Regions from separate parts of the Homo sapiens genome. Here region 2 is linked to region 1. Evidence: read pairs that join two places in POLR2A ChIA-PET (ENCODE). Cell type or tissue: PC-9. All regions are shown on one strand. Links, peaks and the distances in the headings refer to the core of each region. The heading gives the core; the rest is flanking DNA.

Region 1 (12,492 bases), core at 3,091-7,090:
GCCAGGCATGGTGGCACATGCCTGTAATCCCAGCTACTTGGGAGGCTGAAGCATGAGAATCGCTTGAACCCAGGAGGCGGAGGTTGCAGTAAGCCGAGATTGCACCACTGCACTCCAGCCTGGGTGACAGAGCGACAGAGCAACAGAGCGAGACTCTGTCTCAAAAAAAAAAGAAAAGAAACAATTAACATAGGGGAAATAAGATTTAAAAATTGCAAATTTTGTAGAAGGGAGGACTATTAGAATAAGTGAGTTTCCCAAATTGTAGCAATCTTTTTTACTTGTAACAATTTATGCACATGAGAAGTATTTTTTAAACAACTTCCATAATATTATTCCCTTAGGCTAGAATCTGTTCCTAAGAGTATTTCTGCCTTACCTGTGAATCCACATTCTATACCTCCAAGGGGGCCAGCAGATCTGCCTCCAATGCCTGTTACCAAACCACTTCAGATGGTACCTCGAGGTTCTCAGTTATATCCAGCACAACAGACGGATGTTTATTATCAGGATCCTCGAGGAGCAGCTCCGCCATTTGAACCAGCACCTTATCAGCAGGGTAACGATTTTAAATTTATATTGCTAACTTTTCTTAGGAATTATCAGAACTGTTCTTCAGGTCAGAGTGATCATTTACACAGTAGCCTCTTTAAGATAAGTAAATGTATAAATGCATTTTTTAATACTTTGGAAAAATTGAGATTTTATGATTAACTAAATACTATGAAATAAATGAAACAAAGTAATAAAAATCAAACCGCCATATCTACTAAAAGCAGTTGCATAATACATGTGTTCATATATAATATTTATGGAAATAACAAGTTACACAAGTAGGCAATGGAAATTTGCTGAGTAAGGCAGCATATATTCTCCTGACCAAAATTTTCTTCAAGCATGAAAAAAGAATTAATATTATAGTGTGTGTAAATTAAACACCCACAGTACATTTTTCTTCTTTTAATTATTATTTTTCTGGGCCCTGTAATATATATGAAAAAATGCAGCATACACACCTTTAGAGAGTTTACAGAATAGAATAAATAATGGTAAAGAATAGAAAACTATATGCATGAGTAGTAGATGCATGTGTGTGGTGTTTATGTATGTGTTAAAAATTAAGTGATCTGTTGTGGTTAATATTAGCTTGATAGAGATTGACTGAAAGACTCAAGGGAGATCATTGAGAACTTGAGGAATCAAAAAGACTTAATGGAAGAAATGCCCTAGAGGTATTTGGAATAGAAAAAAAAAAGTTATGAATGGATTGGAAAAATGAGAGTTGAGTTAGGAGGCTGTTAATCCTGGTGTGAGTACTGACGAATTAGTGTGGTGGGAAAGGAGAAGAAGGGATTTCAAAAATAGACAAATTTGAAAATTAGCCAGCTTTAATGATAATACCAGGTATGGAGAATGAAGGAAAGAAAATAAACTAACGTTTTACATATATAGTTTATATGTAAAATAAACACTGAATGATTTTAAGTGTTGGATCTCTCTGTCAGAAGCAGTATAGTACTATAATTTTTAAAATGGGAATAGATTAAAAGTGCTGTCTTCTTTTTCCGAGTCTGTCATTTAATTTTGAATCATGTTGTCTTCTCTACATTCATTCATGAGAATGTTTTTTAATTGATATGGCATTACTAATTCATGCAAAATATGATAAAACGTGATTTGTATCTTCCTTTGACCATCCATTATAGGAAAAAATGCAACTCTTTTTGTAGCCTGTTTTCAATTTTAGGTAAATTATTTTAGCTATATTAAGCAGAAAGAGATTTAGTGCAGGAGTTAGGTGCCTGCCATATTGGTGGAGGTACTAAAGAAGCAAACAGTGCTCCAGAGTTAGCTGCCAAGAGAACTTGTTACAATGAAGAAGCAGTAGAAGTAGAAACTTCTGTCCTAACTGCTTAATTCCAAGATCACGTCATTTGAGGCAAAAGTTGGAAAACTGAGAAACTATTGCCACAACTGTTGTCTCAAGAACTGTAGAGCCAAGCAGTAGCTACTAATCTGCGCCAGCAAAATTGGCCTTTTGTGTTCCATGTCTCCTCCCAGTTATTTCAGTTTCAAATTCAAAACTCATGCAAGTGATTGATTTGTGGAACCTGACTTCAAGGATATCTGGGAAATGTAGTTTTTTTGTTTTCCAGTGTCTTCATTGCATTAAGACACACCAGAAAGAGGGTCAAACAATGAGAGCCAATCTACTATTATAGATTATAAGTAGGGTAGTTTTTTCAATGACTTTTACAGATAATTTTTGCTTATTTTTTAAAAAGCTAACCTGATTATATAAGCAGATGGAAAACTCGTAAAGAAATAAGTAGATTATCAATACTTTAGTGTTTCAGTATTTTAAAAGGTAAAATCTTACATAGAAAACTAAATTGGCTCATTATTTGCTTTTGGGTCCTCTTTTGTATTGTGCAGGTATGTATTATACTCCACCACCACAATGTGTGTCCCGCTTTGTCCGACCTCCACCATCTGCTCCTGAACCTGCTCCTCCCTACTTGGATCATTATCCACCCTACCTCCAAGAACGTGTTGTAAACTCTCAGTATGGCACACAGCCACAGCAGTACCCACCTATATACCCATCTCACTATGATGGCCGTCGAGTGTACCCTGCTCCGTCTTACACAAGAGAAGAGATATTCCGAGAAAGCCCTATACCCATTGAGATTCCACCTGCAGCAGTACCATCGTATGTACCAGAATCCAGAGAAAGATACCAACAGATCGAGAGTTACTATCCAGTGGCTCCTCATCCAACTCAGATCAGACCTTCGTACCTCAGAGTATGCTGTATTTTTTTTTATTACATAGACTTAATTTGACTGTTGCTTGCTGTGATTCCTTACTTTTTATGCAATGACAATAACCCTTTGATGAATTCTTTTTTATAAGAGAGCTTCTTTTTTTTTTAAATCTTTTCATAATTTGGGTATTTTTTTTTTTTAAACTATATAATGAGAAAAAAATCTGCCTCCTCCCCACAATTAACCTTTCTTAGTTTCTGAACTTTAGATGGTTTAATTAACAATTCTAGATCTACTTGGTAATTATGACCAAATAAAAGAAACCTAAATTTAGCTATTTGGAAGATCTTGAGAGTTTGGGGGGTTTTGTTTTACTTTGTTCTGTTAAGTGTTGGTGTTTCCAAATGTTAAGAAGGGTATACAAGCTGTTTCATAACTTAAAATATACGCTGAGTATATTAAATGAATTAATCTGTCCTGAAATTCTCTTTCAATTTTAACTAATCTTTCTATTTTTAGGAACCTCCTTATAGCCGGCTTCCTCCTCCTCCCCAGCCTCATCCTAGTCTAGATGAACTACATCGCCGACGAAAGGAAATAATGGCCCAGCTAGAGGAAAGAAAGGTTATCTCTCCACCTCCTTTTGCACCTTCACCAACCTTGCCTCCTACCTTTCATCCGGAAGAAGTAAGCAAATCATTTTTAGTCTCATTTATCCGTGTTTTTTTGTGTGTGTCCGGTTTAAGTCATCTTTGCCTATTCCCAATGGTGTGAAGATTTTTTTTCCTGTTTTCCTCTGAAAGGTTTTTTATCATTTAACTCTACAATCCATCTAGAACTGATTTTTGTATGTATGTAATGTAATGCATTAGGAGTCAAGATCTTTTTTTTTGTTCCTGTAAGGCACTGACTCGGCACAATTTAATGAAATCAGCATGCTTTCCCTGGTGTCCTGCTTTATCATAATCAGGTGACCACACATGTGTTTCCTGACCCTATTCTTTTCCGTCAGTCTATTTCTATCCTTGAACCGATGCCACATTCTCTTCGTATAGTTTTATAATAAGTCTCAATATGTGGTGGTTATATTTTCTAGTATTGTTATTTTTCAAGAATCAGCACGTTGATTTCCACAAAAATATCTGCTTCAATTTTGATTAGGATTACATCAGATCTGTAAATCTGTGCTGTCCAGTATGGTAGCCACTAGCCACATGTGGCTGTTGAACATGTAATATGTGGCCAGTTTAAGTTCAGATGTACTATAGTCATCAAATACACACTGAATTCAAGGATTTCATACCAAAAATGTAAAATTCATTAATATTTTTGATACATTGGATTAAATAAAATTATTAAAATTAATTTCACCTGTTTTTGTTGTTAATGTGGCCACCAAAATGTTTTAATTTTATATGTGGATCACATATTTCTATTAGACAGTGTTGCTTTATTTTTATTTATTTATTTTTTTGAGACAGAGTCTCACTCTGTCACCCAGGCTGGAGTGCAATGGCGCATTTTTGGTTCACTGCAGCCTCTGCTTCCCAGGTTCAAGCAATTCTCATGCCTCAGCCTCCCAAGTAGCTGGGACTGCAGGTGCACACCACCATTCCTAGCTAATTTTTGTATCTTTTTTTTTTTTTTTTTTTTTTTGAGTCGGAGTCTCATTCTGTTGCCCAGGCCAGAGTACAGTGGTGCAATCTCAACTCACTGCAACCTCCACCTCCTGGGTTCAAATGATTCTCCTGCCCCAGCCTCCTGAGTAACTGAGATTACAGGCACGCACCACCACGCCCGACTATAATTTTTGTATTTTTAGTAGAGACACGGTTTCACCATGTTGGCCAGGCTGGTCTCAAACTGCTAACCTCAGGTGATCCTCCCACCTCAGCTTCCCAAAGTGTTGGGATTACAGGCATGAGACACCACGCCGGGCCTAGACAGTGTTGTCTTAGATCAATATGATGAGAAGTGACAGCTTTCTTTTTTCTGAGACAGAGTGTTGCTCTTTCGCCAGGCTGGAGTGCAGTGGTGCGATCTCAGCTCACTGCAACCACCGCCTCCTGGGTTCAAGTGATTCTCCTATCTCAGCCTCCCAAGTAGCTGGGACTACAGGCATGAGCCACCATGCCCGGCTAATTTTTTGTATTTTAGTAGAGACGGGGTTTCACCATGTTGGCCAAGATGGTCTTGATCTCTTGACCTCAGGTGATCTGCCCGTCTTGGCCTCCCAAAGTGCTGGGATTACAGGCATGAGCCACCGCGCCTGGCTGAGAAGTGACATCTTTCTAATATCAAGTCTCTATGAACATGATATACCCCTTCATTTATTTGGATTTTCTTTATACTTCATACTTCAGTGTCTTGCGCGTCTTACATTGAATTTTATTCCTCGATAACCAATGTTTTTTGAAACTATTTTAAATAGAATTGTTTGGAAATTTTTATTTTCTATTATTAATATAGAGAAATTAAATAGATTTTTATGTATTGACCCTTCTATTCAGCAGGCTTGCTAAATTTCTTTATTAATCATAATAATGTTAGTAGATTCTTTTGAATTTTCTGTGCACACAATTATGTCCTCTGAATAATCTTTTTCCCCTTTTTAATCCTTTTGTTTTGTCTTTGTCTTATTATTTTGGACTCCAGCATAATACTGAATAGAAGTGATGATAACACATATTCTTGACTCCTTTCTAATCTTTGAGTAAATGGAGCTTTTAATAATAATTTACCATTATCATGTTTGCTGTAGGCTTCTTGGTAGAAAATCTTTATCATATTTATGAAGGTTTTCTCTAATCCTAGTTTCAGATTTATTTTAAATAAGAAAGAATATCAAAGATTTATTTAACTCAGTAATGAGGAAACCAGCCAGAAAAGTTGGTTTAATGAATAGGAAAAAACAGGTAAATATAGATAGTGAAAATCAGAAAAAAAAAACAGTCAAATAAGATTGCTCAAAAAAAAAACTGGTTAATGTATCACAGGGCAATAACCATAATTTGGGGAGTCAACTTCTTTGTATTTCTGTATGACAATGCTAGTAGTTATAGTGAATAAGTGTTGTCTTATTATCTTAATGTCTAGATGGTCTACAGTGATGTTCGTTTTTCTATTTCTATATTGGTAATTTTTTTTTGTCAGTCCTGCTAGGGATTTATCAATTTTATTTGTCTTTCAAAAAGCCAACTTTTTTTTTTTTGTTTTGTGAGACAGAGTCTTGCTCTGTCGCCCAGGCTGGAGTGCAGTGGTGCGATCTCGGCTCACTGCAACCTCTGCCTTCTGGGTTCAAGCGATTCTCCTGCCTCAGCCTCCCCCAGTAACTGGTATTATAGGCATGTGCCACCACACCCAGCTAATTTTTTTGTATTTTTAGTAAAGATGGGGTTTCACCATGTTGGCCAGGCTGGTCTCAAACTCCTGACCTCAAATGATCTGCCCGTCTTGGCCTTCCAAAGTGCTGGGATTACAGGCGTGAGCTACTGTGCCCTGCCCAAAAAATCCAACTTTAAAGTAATCGTATTTGTTTTGTTGATTGTACATACTGCTTTAGCTTATAGTTTGTATTTTTTTTTTTAATAATCAAGTAAGGTTTCTCAGGATTACAGTTGATACTATGTAAGGAACTTGTCTTGCATCCTTTATGTATAGAATTATGATTCTAAACATTGCTAACTGACAAATCATGAATAATAAATGAAAATTGAGAAGTACATCACACATAGTAAATAGTATCTTGTTGGGTATATGAAGGAAGTCTACTAAATAGAAGTTGTTCACAATATCTAGTTTTCTCATCTAAACACTTTGGATGAGTTTTCCACAAAAATGTAGGTTATTAGTAAAGTCACAACATCTTCTATTAATGTAGTTTTATTTGTAAAGTAAAAACAGCCAGGTGTGCATTAGCTCACACCTGTAATCCCACACTTTGGGAGGCTGAGGTGGGAAGATTGCTTGAGCCCAGGAGTTCAAGACCAGTCTGAGCAACATAGTGAGACCCCATCCCTACAGATTTAAAAATAAAAATGAGCTAGGTGTGGTGGGACACGCCTACAGTCCCAGCTACTTGGGAGGCTGAGGTGGGAAGATCGAGAGGATCGCTTGAACCTGGGAGGTCCGTGCTATAGTGAGCTATGATTGTGCTACTGCACTCCAGCCTGGGTAACAAAGACCCTGTCTCAGAAAAATTAGAGGGGGGGAAGAAAACAGGTGTGATATTTTTTCAAAAATTCTTTATTAGAGTACACCCTGGAACTTTGTTATGCCATATTGTTTTATAAGAAATATGGAAAACAATATGACATTGTAAAAACTGAGCAGTTTTTGGTATCAAACATTCTAAACTTTGAGGTTCAGTTGTGTCCTTCACTGTGTGATCTTTTTAAAATTACTTAGCCTCCCTGAATCCTGAGGTGCACGTTTCTTCATTTATAAATCAAACATAATAAAGCCTACCTCATAGTGGTGTGGTGAAGATGAAACATAAGGCATCTGGTATGTAGCAGGCATTCAGTAAATAATTCATATTTATTATTGTTATTTTTACTCCTAATAAAAATTATAATAATGTCTGAGTATTAAGGAACATTATCTAGAATCATTTTAGTTACTGAGATGCAAAGACATATATTTAAACCTCAGTTCTGATTATAAACAACCTGAATACAAAAATTAGCCGGGCATGATGGTGGGCGCCTGTAATCCCAGCTACTCGGGAGACTGAGGCAGGAGAATTGCTTGAACCCAGCAGGCGGAGGTTGCAGTGAGCCGAGATCGCACCACTGCACTCCAGCCTGGATGACAGAACAAGACTCGTTCTCAACAAAAATTTAAAAATAAATAAATAAAACAACCTGTGTATAGTTGTACTAAATTCATACATTATAGAAATACATGATATAGAAAGAGAAGTTTCTCGAAAATCTCATTTTCTATAACCATTTATTATGTATTTAAACTTCTTATATATATTTCACCTTCTTTCTGTGCATGAACTAACATCTTTTTAGTAGACACATTATAATTGTACAAGTTTATGGGATACAGAGTGATATTTCTTTCTTTCTTTTTTTTTTTTTTTTTTTAATTTTTTGAGGTGGAGTTTCACTCTTGTTGCCCGGGCTGGAGTGCAATGGCGCGATCTCGGCTCACCGCAAACTCCGCCTCCTGGGTTCAAGTGATTCTTCTGCCTCAGCCACCCGAGGAGCTGGGATTATAGGCATGCACCACCACGCCCAGCTAATTTTGTATTTTTAGTAGAGATGGGGTTTCTCCATGTTGATCAGGCTGGTCTCAAACTCCCGACCTCAGGTGATCCGCCTGCCTTGGCCTCCCAAAGTGATATTTCAATACATATATACAATATGCAATGATGAAAGCAGGGTAATTAGCATATCATCTCAAACATTTATCTTTTATTTATTTTGGGAACATTCAAAATCCTCTCTTCCTTGGACAATTGTGTATGTGATACTCACTGCTGGAAGGTCAAGGTTACAGAAATGCAGGATGCTTCCAGAGAGTTTCAGGTCACCCTTTGACTGGTAGGTAGGTAGCATTTAAGTCATTCAGAACAGTCATCCAAATTTTCTTTTCTTTTTTTTTTCTTTTTTTTTTTTTTTGAGACAGACTCTTGCTCTGTTGCCCAGGCTAGAGTGCAGTGGCACGATCTCGGCTCACTGCAACCTCCACCTCCCAGGTTCAAGTGATTCTCCTGCTTCAGCCTCCTGAGTAGCTGGGATTACAGGCATGCACCACCATGCCAGGCTAATTTTTGTATTTTTAGTAGAGGCAGGGTTTCACCATGTTGGCCAGGCTGGTCTTGATCTCCTAACCTCAGATGATCTAGCCACCTCGGCCTCCCAAAGTGTTGCGATTATAGGCATGAGCCACTGCGCCTGGCCAGTCATCCAACTTTTCTTTGAAGAAGAGAGCAGTGTTACATTTAATTGTAAATTTTTGTATTATGTAACATTGTAGGAATAACATTCTTCCTGTGGGCTAAATAAATATCTCCTTATGATTTTCAGATTTTATTTCAAGGAAAAATGCTGGGTAGATCTACTGTTGTCCTTGCTTTTTGTATCTACAACATTGTTGACATAGTGTTTATCTCAAGATTCCTTTATAAATTGGCCGGGCGCGGTGGCTCACACCTGTAATCCCAGCACTTTGGGAGGCTACAGTGGGCAGATCATGAGGTCAGGAGATCAAGACCATCCTGGCTAACAGTGAAACCCTGTCTCTACGAAAAATACGAAAACAAAACTAGCCGGGCGTGGTGGTGGGCATCTGCGGTCCCAGCTCCTCGGGAGGCTGAGGTGAGAGAATGACGTGAACCTGGGAGGCAGAGCTTGCAGTGAGCCGAGATCGCGCCACTGCACTCCAACCTAGGTGACAGAGCAAGACTCCTTCTCAAAAAAAAAAAAAAAAGCCAACATCTCTTACTGCAAACGTGATGTTGTTGTTGTTGTTGTTGTTGTTGTTGTATGAAGATTGTGGTTTCTCTTTTTTTTTTTTTTTTTTTGTGACAGAGTTTCACACTGTCGTCTGGGCTGGAGTGCAATGGCGTGATCTCGGCTCACTGCAACCTCCGCCTCCCAGGTTCAAGCGATTCTCCCGCCTCAGCCTCCCGAGTAGCTGGGATTACAGGCGCCCGCCACCACGCTTGGCTAATTTTTTGTATTTTTAGTAGGAACAGGGTTTCACCGTGTTAGCCAGGATGGTCTCGATCTCCTGACCTCGTGATCTGCCCGCCTCAGCCTCCCAAAGTGCTGGGATTATAGGTGTGAGCCACCACACCCAGCCTAAGATTGTGGTTTCTTTCTTCCTCAAATCGAAAATCATTTTGTTGATATTCCTTTCTTTTGTCAATCTATCCTAGATACTTTCCATTTTATTTTGACTTTCAAGATCCTAAGTAGAAAATTTTAAATGTTTCTGTTTTCTTAAAAAAGAGACAGGGTCTTGCTGTGTTGCCCAGGCTGGTGGTCTCAAACTCGTGGGCTCAAGCAATCCACCCACCATGCCCCGTCCAAATTTTTTATGTCATTTGTAAATAAGTAAATAAACCTGGATGGAATTGGTCTATAGAAATAATGGATAAAATTGTATATAAAGATCAGTTTATGATGTTAAAAGTTTTCTTCAAAAAAACATAATTTTTTCAAATCAGGAAAAACAATCCTCTCTTCTAGTTTTTAGAAAATATATAGTAAATTATTAACTGTACTCACCCTGCAGTGCTATAGAATGCTAGAAGTAATTCCTCCTGTGTAGCTATAATTTTGTATCTGTTAACCAAGCTCTCTCCCCTTCCCTCCCCCCATTCCCTTTCTAGTCTCTCATAACCACAGTTCCACTCTCTACTTCTGTGACTCAACTTTTTAGCTCCCACATTGAGTGAGAACATGAAATATTTGTCTTTCTGTGCCTGACCAATTTCACTTAATGTGATGTCCTCTAGGCTCATCTATGTTGCTGCAAATGACAGGATTTATTTTTTTATGTCTGAATAGTATTTCATTGTATATATACCACATTTTCTTTATCAATTCATCTGTTGCTGGATACCTAGGTTGATTCCATATCTTGGCTATTGGGAATAAAACATGAGAGTGCAGATATCCCTTCATATACTGATTTCTTTTCCTTTGAATGAATGCCCAGTAGTGGGATTGTTGGATCTCTGTATTATTATTATTATTATTATTTGAGATGGAGTCTCACTCTGTTGCCCAGGCTGGAGTGCAGTGGCATGAACTTGGCTCCCTGCAACCTCCGCCTCCCAGGTTCAAGCAATTTTCCTGCCTCAACCTCTCGAGTAGCTGGGACTACAGTCATGCACCAACACGCCCAGCTAATTTTTGTATTTTTAGTAGAGATAGGGTTTCACCACCTTGGCCAGGCTGGTCTTGAACTCCCGACCTCAGGTGGTCTGCCCGCCTCGACCTCCCAAAGTGCTGGGATTGCAGGCGTGAGCCACCTTGCCCAGCCTCATTATTATTTTTTAATAGGATCATTTAGTAAATACATCTTGGTTTTATGTCTGTCTTGCCTTTGTTTTTGTTTTTACCTAATCCATTCTCCTGGCCGTCTTTGTATGTCAGTATATAAATTTATCTCATTCATTTAAATAGCTACATATAATACACTACAGAGATTTAAAAAAGGAGCACTCTTGGCCAGGCATGGTAGCTCACGCCAGTAATCCCAGCACTTTGGGAGGCTGAGGTGGGTGGATCACCTGAGGTCAGGTGTTCCAGACCAGCCTGGCCAACATGGTGAAACCCCTTCTCTACTAAAAATACAAAATTAGCTGGGTGTAGAGGTATGCACCTGTAATCCCAGATACCTGGGAGGCTGAGTCAGGAGAATGGCTTGAACCTGGGAGGCAGAGGTTGCGTGAGCAGAGATCATGCCACTGCACTTCAGCCTGGGTGACAGAGCGAGACACCATCTCAAAAAAAAGGAGCACTGTAATTGGTAGGTCATGTGGTTTAAAAGTTGGCTGTTCTATCTAAAGTTAGTAAGTAGAAGAAAAATAAAAAAGGATAAAAATTTTTTAAATAGTAGTAGGACAAAGAAAAGGGAAGAGGTTATGAATAATAGAGACAGAAGAGTGATTGACAATGAGTGATATTAGTGAGCAGCAGACCCTATGTCAATGCAGAAGGCCAATAATGATGACTCAGAAAAGAGATGTTTTTAGTATAGCGGGAGGCATAGATCCACTTAAATGAACCAATACAAATGAACACTGATACCCCTAGATATCAGTGTATGTATGTCTTGTGATAAAATGAAAGAAACATTAAAGTTATAGTCCTAGCACTGCCCTATACTGGTATAGCCTTGGTCATATCATCTGTGTTGTCTATCATGGATTTAGGAGCTTATTAGGTAGTATACATGAAAACACTTTGAAAATGTAAAACATTTTATAAATGTGAATGTTGCAATTTTAGTGAAAATACATTAGCCTTAGAATAGCTATTCTGTTATTAGACTGGAGAACTTACCTTGAGAAGATAAAAATTAGACATCCTTTTCATCTCATTGAATCAACCTAAGGAACAGAATTTATTCAAGATATGAATTATTGCTATTAAAGAGATTTCAGTAAAAAGTTACTACATCATCATGTACTATAAAAATCAAAATTTTTAATGTTCTTGTTTACCTTGATTTTATTGAAAGAAACGTTGAGGAGGGTCTAGCAAAACTATGGCTTGGTACATATATGCTTAAATGTTTACTGATCTAATGAAGAAAAGGATGAGCAAACCCATAAAATCCTAGTTTGATTCCTGGAAGGATATTGAAATACCTTTTTTTTTTTTTTTTTTTTACCTTCTGCTAAGGTAAAAAAAAAAAACAAAAAAAAAAAACCTGAAAGCTAAAAATCACTCTTCACTTATTTTATATTTTTCATAGTAGTTTACAAAAATCTTCTATTGTGGCACTTAAAAATCAAATAATCATCATTATGTTGCTTCAGCACGATGTTCTAAGAAATTCCCTGCTTTCTCTGTCTTGTTACTCATAGACCCATTTCCTGTTTTGTTTCTTTCTCTTTTTTTTTTTTTTGTTTTTTTTCTTTCTCCATCTGTAGTTTTTGGATGAAGACTTGAAGGTAGCTGGGAAATACAAAGGAAATGATTATAGCCAATACTCTCCCTGGTCATGTGACACCATCGGCTCCTACATTGGA
Region 2 (12,492 bases), core at 3,433-7,432, 1.1 Mb after region 1:
CTCACTTGTCATCTGGCCAACATTTCAGAAAGAAAAGGAATAAATATGCTTTAAGGTAACACAAAGGATATGACCCCCGGCTCATTTAGGAAAAAAAAATTGGAGTGACATTTAAGAAGAAGAAAACCAAGACTACCAACTCTGAATGCAGACATGTGCTTAGGCTGGGTAAAAACTTCTAAAGAGCAGTAATGGAATTCCCATGGGTTACTAGAGTTATGACTTGACTAGCCTAAAAATTAATGGTGAATTTCCCTGCAGATTTTTCTCTACTACAGACAGACTTGTTGTGACTAGATTTCTTGCTCCCTATTTCAGTTTTAATAAATAAATTTTCCCTGATTGGAGATGAAGGTATTCAAACTTAAAGGATTGGGAAAGGAAGATAATAATCCTCCAGGGTTTTTATGAAAACCACAACAGTGAAATTGAAGAACTCCATGTAGGGAAACAATGTTTATTTATCAATGGCCATGGAAGAAGCATTCCTCTCTAATAAGGGGTATGTATACTTTGACCTGCCCTTAACACTCACTTCCTAGGAATGTATGATGAGATCTTCAGAAGTTTAATTAGAAACACTAATGCTTTCATGGGCTGATATAATTATTCTAGTTAGTCTTTAAGACTTTTATACATTCTCTTCATACATTACTTATAGTATATTCTCTTGCTGAAACTACTTGCTAGTGTCAGCTGAATGTCACAGTTGGACGAGAAGGTAGTGGCCCTTAAGGAAGGATATATTATAAACATATGTATTACATATATTTGTACAACATATTACATATTACAAAACTGCAAATCAAGTTTCAATTCCATTTCAAATATTACTCCACCAACCAACATTTTTGAGTCTGGGTTGGATTTATTTAGGTTCTGAGCCAGTGAACTTGTGTTAACTTCCAAAGCTCAGACATTGCTACATGACCTTGGAAGACTTAAGTGGGAAGGATCTTTAGATAGTTTTGTCTAGAATGAATCACATAAAAATTTCTTGTATAATATAGTCATTTTCTAGAGTGGCTGGCTGCCATCTTGCTTGTAATGAAATATAATCTATGTTATTCTGCTCCATTATCTAATAAAAACCAAGCTACACAGTCAGAAAATGACCTGGCATTTGCAGTAGCCGAGTCTGCTGAATAATTAGGAGAAGCACATACAAAATGTTAAACCATGAAAAAGCTTTGTATTACCACAATTGGCTTCATAAAAATTCTTCAGCTGCTGTATGTATTTCTTCATTACACATCCAAAGACTCAGTGACTAACAATGTCACTGGTAGACATATATTCATAACAGTGTTAGTCATGGGATCTTAAAACTAGCTAAGATACATTCTGAAACTTATCTGAAACAACAGAGGTTTGTTTAAGTTTACCACAGGGACAGTATTTTCAAGTCTTCTATAAGGTCAGTACTGCATCATGACATTTACTTTTAATAGAAGAGAAACTGAATAACGTAATTTTTGAGCTCAGCATACTGCTAGTAATTTATAAACTGTCCACAATTATTTTCCTTCTAAGTTGAAGAATAGTGAACATAAAATATAGAAAAGATGCTAACTATCTACGTTAACATTCTACAGGACCAGTTCAAAAACTCAGAGCATTACGGAAACACTGATTTGTATTTTAAAAATCATTTTATATCACTTTCGCATTCACTAATTTGAGATATACTTATCTCAAATTAGTGATCCATACATCAACATACATGCATTAATGAACATAACCAAGTTGATATAGTCAGTTCCAAGTCTAGATGTTAAATATCCTCATTCAAAATAAAACTCACCTTTCACTATGTTCTTTGCCTCAATTTTATTGTGATCTAAGATGATGCAATAGTATAGAGTGCTGACTGTTAACCTGATTCCATAGAAAATTCAAAGTCAAAAACATTGAATTTTATTGATTCCATAATTAATTAATTTGTTGTTAAACATTCAGGGTTTTTTGACATCTAAAATATACTTTTAGAAAAATTTGCCGCCACTACAATAACTCTAGTGCTTTGATTTATTATTCAGACTACCTATCAAAGTCAAAACTTAGAAGCACCACTGTTAACTCTTAATCATTGACACTAATAGTGAATGATTCTTATATAATTAGCATCTACTTAAACCACCAAGTCCTTTGACTTACTTATTTAGCCACTTGCTCAACACTTTGTCTCAATTAGAATTTAATCAGTAGCAAAATTGACTAGAATTCATTTTTAAATTAATTTACACTTTACTCTCCAAGGTTTTTATAACCAAGGACACAATTCCAAGTCTCTACAATAAGAAGGGAAGAACAAGTAAGAATGTTGCGATATCTTCAAGCTTTTCAAGACAGATAATTCAGAAGAGTTAGCTCTTCATCCTTGATCTAGTTTGCGGTTGGTACGTTTCTCTTGCTTTTCCTTCCTTTCTTAAAAGTGACTGGGAAAATTCTGATGGAAGAAAGGACTGATAAATGATCATGATCAATCAGAATTGAAGATGATTTTAGAATTTAATTTAGAATTTAATTTACTCATATTAAAGTACCTTTATTTTACACTTGTGGACATTAAAGTAATGAATGCTCCATTAATTCTAGAAGTCTAAAAATATTTGAAAAGTTATAATTTCAATAAAACCATGTGCCACCTGCACATCAGTAACTTATTTATTAATGGAAGAAAGTAAGTCTTCCTATTCAGTTAAAATTTTCCTCCAGCACACAGTAACTGAGCATTGTTTGGGTCGTGCTGTGGAGAAGTATAACTTGAGGGTAGGAGTGAGGGAGCTCTAGAGTGAAGACAGCCAGGACTCACAGATGCCACCTACAAGCCTGTGAGAGAGCTGGGGGATGACTTGATGAGGAGGATCAGAGGGGAAGTAGAGAGCCATGTCAAATGAAAAAATGTTTTGGCGGTAGAATTGAGCAGACCTGCCCAACTGAAGGAGGAGAAGTCATCAAGGTAATTCCAAGATTTCCAACTTGGATGATGGAGGAAATGGGGGAATAGTAATAGAGAAAGAGAATGCAATAAGAGAACCAGGACTTTTCTGGTTTCACTGGGGAGTTGAGTTGTAGGGAGAAGCAGAGAAGAATAGATAAGTTCTGCATTAGAACTGGGGTATGTCTATCTGCAGGAGCAGGACAACAGGGAGAGAGGTCTAGGAGTGGTTAGAAATATGGATGCATAGCTCAAAAGAACTCCAGGATAAAGGTAAAAGGCAGATTTTTAGGGCATAGAGATGAGAAATGAAGAGATAATTAGCACAAACACTCAGAAAAAGAGTGAAGAGCAAGAAGACAACAGAAGTTGGAGTGCTGATAAACAACAATTAAGAGAAAAGTAGAAGCAATTGAAAGAATGGGTAAAGGATATAGGAGGAGAATAAGAAGAGAATAGATTCTGTCTTGAAGTAGAAGGGGGAGCAAGTTTCAAGAAAGAAGAAGTGGTCAATATTGTTAAATACCATGCAAGTTTCAAAGAAATGGTAAGAAAAATAAGAACAGCAAAGAAGTCATTAGATTTGGGAGACAGGATTTTTTTCACTGGTGACCTTTGTGGAGGCCAGAACATAAAGGGCAGAAGTCAAATTTAGTGGACAATAATGCGTAAAAGGTAGAGGAGTGGAGGTGGTAAGACATTATTTTATTAAACGGGGTGGTAAAGAGAAGGAAGTTGGGCAGTGCAGAGTTTTTCAGAAAGGGGAAATCATAAACATGCCTGTGGCTAAGTGTTTGAAACCCAGGCAGAAAAAGACAAAAAAAAAAAAAATGGAGAAACAAAGAATGAAACTGATTAATAAGGCAAAATCCCTGAGGATTCAAGAGGAGATGTGTCCAAAAACATAAGCAGAAGCATTAACCTAGCAATTCAGAAAAAAATATTTTTTCCACTTTGGGAGGAGAAAAAAAATGGGTGAAGATACAGTATATGTATGATATGAGAGCAGTTTTACTTGATAGTATTTCCTTTCTCTATAAAATAAGAACTGGGTCATCTGCTGAAGGCCGAGGTGGGTGGATCACCTGAGGTTGGGAGTTTGAGACCAGCCTGACCAACATGGAGAAATGCCATCTCTACTTAAAAAAAAAAAAAAAAAAAAAAAAAAAAAAATATATATATATATATATATATATATATATATATGTACAAAATTAGCCATGTGGTGGCACATACCTGTAATCCCAGTTACTTGAGAGGCTGAGGCAGGAGAATCGCTTGAACCTAGGAGGTGGAGGTTGTGGTGAGCTGAGATTGCACCATTCATTGCACTCCAGCCTGGGCAACAAGAGCAAAACTCCGTCTCAAAAACAAAACAAAACAAAAAACAAACAAACAAACAAAAAATCAGAAAAGTTTGGTGGGGAATAAAAACAGACACTGATGGAAAGAATAAAGGAATGGTTGAGAAAGGTTGACTGAAATTAGAGATAATACATTTGTAATTAAATTTATCATCAGCATCATGAACTTTTTTACAGAAGGTTATAGGAAACCCAAATCAAAAATAGAATAATCAGAATATTAAGTTATAATCTGGATGCTTTCATTTGGCAGAGTAATAAGGAGATGAGAAAAATTGCAGGATATGGAGATAGTGTATTTGAAAGTTAAGGCAAGGGGAGTCAGTGAGGGACCTGGGAAAATAAACCTAATAAACTAGATCAAAGAAGCTAGAATTCAAAATGATTTCAGGCACAGGGTTTAGTGGGTGCCAGGGAGAGAGAAATATAGAAGAATAAAAAGTTGTGGCCAAAAGGAACATTTCAGAGTTAAAGACTCCAAAGGGCACACTTTTCCAGGTACTGACCAAGTCCAGGACAGGTATAAAAATAAGGGTGTTGCTGAAATGGACAGGAAGGGATAATTGTAGAAGAAAGATGAAGTAACTGTGATGGCACTAGATAAACCATCAGGATAAAGAATAAGATAGAATGTTGAGGACCCAGTGTGGACCAGTAATTAGATTCTACATCTGTTCTGGGGAGTAAATTTTGATTGGGAAAATGACAAAAAAGAGGGTGAGGAAATGGAGAACATTCTATTGCTAATAATCATATATTACATCTCATAGGGTACGAAACCGCTGCTATGTGAAGCTGATGAGAAAAGGCTGGTAGGTTAGAAGGCATGACTGTCAGTAAGATAAAGGCTGTCAAGCTAAGAGCGTAGTCAGAAAGAATGTGTGGGTGGGCAAAGAGTGCAGGCCCAACCTCCCAGACTCAAAAGAAGGAGCTGTGATGGAATGAGTGCTTCTACTTGAGGGGGTTTCAAAGGAAGTGGTGTCACTGATAAAAGAGGTGAATAAAGAATCCACAGAAAATGTGGAAAATGTAGACATTTAAGTGTAGGTGTTACCAAAGAGATAAAAATATAGACTTACTGAAACTTTGGTGCTTGGACATAATATTAAAACATATTACAAAAACAGACTTCTTACACCAGAGGAATAGAAGATAAAACACATTATCTTCCCTCTTTATCATGATATCTTTAAAGCGTAAATCATTTTAGGCACTCCAAAAGTATTTTATAAATAGTTGAAATATTCTGTCCACCTACAAAGAACATGAGGTTTTTCATAATTGGATTACTATTGGTTTATGTTGAGCTGGCTGCCTCCTGTAGTTCTATTACTTTGGTTCCAATTTTATTCATAAAAACCTGGGTTTAATGATGTAGCCTATGACTATAAAATAAATAAAGCTAATGAGATATAAGGGGTTTGTATGCATGGCTTAGGCCTCTTTTGGACCCAACCTAGCTTTACAAGAATAGATTCAAACATTCATTTACAAAATTCCATAATTTTTAAAAGATGTTTTAGAAGACCTGAGCTCCTTGGAGGTACTTCAAGAACCATGATAGGAACCAAGATAAGGCTAAGGAAGTGTAATTTTTGATGATACAAGTTTCCTGAAGAGGCAGGAATAGAACAGAATGGAGAACACAGGTGAAAACACAAAGAGGAATATGTCTTTCACTGGATTCCAAAGGACGAAGGCAAAAATATATACAGTAAGATTGCAGGTGGGGTTTCATGAAGATAAGAAGTTCCTACCTGAAGACTACTTTTTTGGTAAAGTAAAAGGTGAGAGAGGTTCTTTGTTGAGATTGTGGGAGAATTCTTTCAGATAAGAGGCTTATGGAGAGTGCATGAGCTCTGAAATAGCTGCTATTGGAAATGGGAGCTAGAACTGATGAAATATTTGACTGTTGAGCAGCAATGAGGGCCAAGTTAAGGTTGAAGACCCTATAATGGCCCCAAAGTATAGAGAGAAAAGAGTTGGACCGAAACAATACATATTTTAAATAGTTTGAATCTTTTCAGGCTGGCGTGGTGGAAGGTCAATAGGCAAGTAATGAATCATGTAGTTTAGGCTGAATAGAGAAAGACAGGAAGGACAGGAAGAGGCTAAATACTTGGTGACCAGGAGGGATCAAAAGACTAGCAGTCTTGGGCAGGCATGGTGGCTGACACCTGTAATCCCAGCACTTTGGGAGGCCAAGGTGGGCAGATCATGAGGTCAGGAGATCGAGACCATCCTGGCCAACATGGTGAAACCCTGTTTCTACTAAAAAAAAAAAAAAAAAAAAGACTAGCAGTTTTGATAAGATATGAGAATAGCAGAAGTAACAGAGTGACAGGATTGAAGGACTACAGTCTATGATCAGAGAGCAGAATGCTTGAATTTAAGATTTCATGGGTGGGGGAAGTAGGGATGGTTAATGGGTACAAAAAGATAATTAGATAGAATAAGCAAGATCTAGTATTTAATAGGAAAGCAGGATGACTACATTCAACAATAATTCATTGTACATTTTTAAAAAACTAAGAGTATAATTCGATTGTTTGTAACACAAAGAAAGGAGAAATGCTTCAGCTGATGGATACCCCATTTACCCTAATGTGATTAATATGCATTCTACACCTATATCAAAATATCTCATATACTGCATAAATATATACACCTACTATATACCCACAAAAATTAAAAAAAGAAAAATAAAGATTTCAGGAGAGATTTCAGGTGGGTGATATCAAGGTCCAATGTATGGTCATTGGACTATATGGCTTAAGTGGAATATACATAAAGCTCACTGTAGTCTCTGTCCTATTTATCTCTCTATGTATCGGTCAATCAATTAATCAATCATCTTATCTAGCTATAACACTACTGGTCCCTAAGCATCTATACATGTATAATAGCTGACCATGCTTAAGGTGAGTTGCAGTGAAGTAACCGTCTTGTGAATGTTGTTACTAATAAGCTGATGCTATTGTAATTTTTGCATACATCTTGAAAAATGATCTGATTGGTTCTAGTGCTTCAATATACTAAACTATTTGTATATAGTATTTGTGTTGAGGCACATGTTGGTTTTTCCCTCTCCTGACAGTTATGAAAAAATTATTTTGACTACATTAGTGGTCAATATTCCTAGTTCTGATTATAAATATGTTACTACAATTTCTTCTACTCTTGTATCACCTCTGTTAATAAAATAAAAAAAATTGTATCTCAAATTACATATAATTTAATCCTGGAGTAAGGAATAATACTGTTTTATCTAAGAAGGTATTAAGGGCAGGCTGACAGGTGGAAGAAATTGGGTGTAAACTTTCAACATTCAGATATTTATGGCCTAAAATTCCATCATTATCACTTCATGCCTTTCAATTAAGCTCTAGTTAGTCTCTCTCCAGGTTTCTTTTAAAAGGCAATTATACACATCAAAAGAATAACCAATAAAATCCTGTCATGTTAGTGTAAATTAATTTATCACATCACTCTCCTATATGGTCCCTACAAGATGAGAAGACGAAGCAAGCATGGGAAACTTGGAAATTTGTGGGAATGGAGCACTGGCTGAAATGGAGAATAGAGTATAAAAACATGAAAAGCGAGTGTTGTAATACCTTCATCTTTTCAGCTATATTCAAAAGCCTTTAAAGGAAAGGGATCATATATTCTTACATGACTCATATAACAATTCTTGTCCTCTTAAAAATAAAGCATATATTTACAGGTGAATAGCTAAAGATTTCAGAGATTTTATTGCATATATATCCCAAGATCCCACAACACTTGTTACAAGATCTATTCCTTCAAACCAATGACTTCAGAAATCTTTTTAAACACATTACTGTGTTTCATGATTTAGAGGGCTGTATGCATAACTATGGATACAATAGAATTCCCATGGTGATTATGACAAGCCCCAAGGCAAGTGGTTTTCATCATATTTGTTGTCCCAATGTCACATTTGTCATCATTTTTGTTTGTCATGTCCCAGTGATATAAAGGAATTCATCCCTGCCAAGCCCAAGTTCAAAAGGTGAAGAAATAGACTCCACTCCTTGGTGGGAGGAGCAGTAAAGCTGCACTACAAAAAGGAGATGCTACAGGGATGAGAAGAATGCTTCGCCATTTTTGCAAATTAATCCACATACATTTTATAGACATAAATATAAGTGTGGAAGGATACATAGCAAACTGATAATATTGTCCACTTCAGGGAAAGGATCAGCAAGGGAGACAATATTTTATTCACTTGTATTTGTTTGACTTACACCAAACATACATTACCTTCATAAATTTTATTAAGCAGAGAGTTTTAGTAAATATAAAAGTTATAATAATTATATTTCTATCACCAAAAGTTTAATTTCATGGACACCTTAATTCATTAACACTCAAAAGAATAGAAAATAGAAAGAAAACACCCAAATAGAGCAAGTTTGTCAATATCATAGTACTATTGTTAAAGGAAACCAAAGGAAGAAATGACTTTACTGAATGATCCACAGAATTGTTTTGCAGTTTCACAGCTCACAGATTGTTTTTCACCGGACGCATCTAAGCTTCTAGTGTCGAGTTTCACTTTCAAATGTCAAAGCAACACCTCAGGAAATACACATGGCTCAGCCTGTTGCCTTTGCTTATAAAAAATCGACTCCCTTTTCAGTTAGTACTGATGGATGAAAGGACATTCTCTGATCTTTTCACCAGTAACCAGTCATATAAATCCTCCGATGAGCTCTAATTTAGTAATCTGAAATGTACAGTACTATTCACAAGTTTTTCATGACTCAGAATTTGCAAAGAATTTGATCAGGTTTCCTTTTCTAGTTTTGGTGGTATTGAGTCTGGGGAATTAATATCATAATGATCTATAAAAATGTTTCAGCTGGCTTTCGCGCTCTCTCGCGCTCTCTCTCTTTTTCTCTCTCTTTCGGTTAATATCTTTGCATCTGTGTTTCCACCAAAGAAATTTGGAACACATATCATATGACAGTGTTGTTGACACACCCCATATCTGCTCTTCAGCTTGTGTGGACACTTCTTTTTTCACTAGAGTGCTTTATTATGACTTACCTTGCTACTGTCCTGCAGGTGAACAACCCACAGACTGTGGTACCAAAATGTTTTGCGCTGAAGCTTGTAAGACAGTCACCCCTTGCATTGTTCATTCAGGCTTGATAGGATTCTCTGCAGGAAATCATCTTGAAGAGCTTGTCTTTGAAGAATACCTCTCACCACACAATTGCCCATATCTCAGGCCCTTTTTGTTCAACAGCCAAGTCATCATGTATTAATACTGTTTATACTGCCCTAAAACACAGGGACATCCAAAGGCATGCTACACCAGATAAGAGAATGAAAACCCCCTTCTACCAGTCAATCATCAGCTCTAAGGTCTTATTTCTATATTTCACTGAGTCATTTTGGAAATCATGCATGTGAAAGTCTTTTGATCTTGTATCAGCATTGGGGAAAATGAACAACTTTCTCGTATTGATTTTACAGCTAAAATTTCTCCATCCAACTGAATTGCTCAAATTGGTTAAAATCATAAATTGGCTGAAAACCAATACAAGCGAATAAAACATTGTGTCCCTTGCTGATCCTTTCCCTGAAGTGGACAGTATTATCCGTTTGCTATGTATTCTTCCACCCCTTTCTTTACAAACCAAAACAAATTGGTTAAAATCACAAATTGGCAGAAAATAACAACTTTCCAGTTACTGATTTTTTAAACATAAAGGTAATTTATGTATATCATAAGATCATAAGACTGTTTTATAATTTTTATGTTTTGATTCATTTTACATCTTTTCTTCAGAAAGTATTTGTTTAATGGTCATTTGGTTGCAGTTCTTTGTAAATGTTAATTTATATTTTAGTATTTTTATTTATTTTTGGAAACTATTTCTCACATTATTTGTGTAGCCTAGGTAGTTAGTTTACTGCAGGAAAAGAGTTTTATTGTTATCTGGCCACAAAGGTGATCTCGACGTATCAAATCTTATCAGAAAGTCTCGTCTTAATCTTTACTGAAATCTGGATGTTTCTGTTTACTTGGAATGCTAGGAGGTCCTTTTGAATGTTAGTCAGCTTTACTCTCCTTGTTCTCTAGACTTTTAAAGATATTTTCACAGGAGTCTACTAAAGACACCTTCCCCCCACTCAGCCCCAACCCCACCTCATGCACAGCCTCCTCTCTGGGATTCTGCCTTGTAGCATAAAGAAGGTCTAATTAGGATAAGGATACATCAACAGGCAAGGAGCCAAACACCAGCAGGCAAAGAGCCAAAGACCAGCCTTACTCTCCTTGGTGCAAGAATAAGGCTAAGCTACCAGAGTTCTGTGTTTTTGTTGGCAAAGCTCATGTCGTTTCAGGAAAAAGACTATTCCTGCCCAGGCCCATCTCCATGGTTCCAGAAACCTCATTGTCCTTTAAATATGCAGGCAACTATTCTGGGTTACCTTCACCACCAGCACCATCACAGTAATTCTGAAAATGACAGTTATTGGTGTCTCTGTGCTTTGGGAATACCCTTCTTCCCAGAATCACAGTGCATGTTAGCACTGGTGGCTTCCTCCTCCTCAGTCAGCTATCAAGAAAGCCAGAGATATCATCAGCCTTGGAAAGGAAAGGACAGCCCAACAGCCTTGCCATACAGGATTTTCCAGTAGACCTGATAATGAGAATTCTGAGATTATGTTGGTTAGGCCTGGAATGAAAAAAGAAAAACTCAGAGAGGGCAGGATGACATAGGCAAGGCAGCTAGCTTGGCCATCAATAGACTGCTCTTTCCAACTCTGTGAAACATCCTTCCTCTTCCCCTGGAGTAGTCCCTCAATATATGCTTCTATTTTCATTCCTCCCTGATTTTCTAGAGCCTGGTTCCATCATTTATGAACCCATTCCTTCTTAGCATGGGATCCCCTAAAAGAAGACACTGAGACAAAGATTCACATACTGATAGTTTATTTGGAAAGTCATCAGGGGAGTGGAGAAGTGAGACAGGAAAGGGGAGCAACCAAGGGTTACTACAATGGAGCAGACCAAAGAGTAATCCTGTGGAAAGCCCCAGGAACCAGCCTGGGAGCTGCCACAGAGGAATCTTACTGTGTGTCCAGGGAGGAATGTATACACCAAATTTCTTCCGTCATTGTTTGAGGGCTCTTCTAGGGGGTGAATAGACATTCTGGGACTTCTGTCCTGACACAAACCTAGGTAAAGCATCCTCCCAAAGGCTTAGAAACCTTCAGGCCAAGAAATGCAGATCCTGGACAGGAGGAGCACACTGCAGGTGGGGGTGGAATGGGCCAATGTCTGCCTTTCCTCACCTTTCCATTTGATAGAGGAAGAAAAAGAGAAAGAGGAGGAATGGAAAGAATGGAAAGCTTACCCCGCCCCCCAAAAAAAATAAAGACAGGAAAAGAGAAGGAGAAGAAAAAAAATTGATTTTACTATTTATTTAGCATCTACTATGTGCAAAGCATCTTACTGACTTGTCGTGGCAATCTTACAAGTTAGGCATTTTATCATACCTATTTTACAGATGAAGATACTGAGTTTAAAGAAGTTAGGTAAAATCCCCATCCCCCCCGCCACCCCAAATTAAACAACTAGCAGGTTAAGAAGTTAGAATTCAAATCCAGTTTCTCCTTCCTATCTCAAAATCCTTTAGTACTTTATCATTGTTTAGATATATATGGCTCTCCATGATCTGATCCAGTGTAATATGAAAACCCTTAGCCTGGGAGTTGGAAGAGCAGAGTTTCAGTCCTGAAGATGCCACCCAAAGCCCCACTGGAATCATGCCCAGTCATTCCATCTCTGGGCCTCATTTTCTTTGTCAGTAAAACAAGGAGCAACACTACATGATGTTTAGGGCATCTGCCAGTTCTAACAGTTTAGGATTCTACTTTCCAGCCTTATCTTGAGTTAATCTCCTACACACAACTATATTCCAACTAAACTGGAAAAAATCTTCATTTCCTTAATATACTCAATGCTTTTCCAACTCTCCTACTCTCTCCCAAAGGCTGTCCCTGCCTGATTACTTCATGCCTAAATCCTCCATAATTTCCAAATACTATCTTGTCCAGAAAGGCATTATTTTACCACTCAAGCAAGAAATAATATCTCATTTATCTGAAGTCTCATAATATTTTTTATTTTTTTATAATGCCAAA

The links. ChIA-PET counts read pairs that join two places held together with the same protein. Peaks named below come from ENCODE experiments on the same cell type or tissue, not always from the same donor. Only the 100,000 strongest peaks of a DNase experiment are listed, where the experiment ranks them.
Region 2: POLR2A ChIA-PET joins it to region 1 with 22 read pairs; 2 of 35 experiments call an interaction of 5 or more read pairs at or near these places.

The regions. Positions count from the first base shown.
Region 1 is chr1:173,952,040-173,964,531 of GRCh38, reverse strand. RC3H1 (ring finger and CCCH-type domains 1) reads left to right here. Exons shown (of 20, transcript NM_172071.4): 11 at 345-559; 12 at 2,437-2,807; 13 at 3,288-3,455; 14 at 12,394-12,492. Among named protein-coding and RNA genes, the nearest start is that of SERPINC1, 41 kb to the right of the region's middle. In PC-9, for the core only: no CTCF peak of the experiment used is centred there; no DNase peak of the experiment used is centred there.
Region 2 is chr1:172,891,753-172,904,244 of GRCh38, reverse strand. No RefSeq gene overlaps it. Among named protein-coding and RNA genes, the nearest start is that of TNFSF18, 150 kb to the left of the region's middle. In PC-9, for the core only: no CTCF peak of the experiment used is centred there; no DNase peak of the experiment used is centred there; H3K27ac peaks cover 1,062 bases.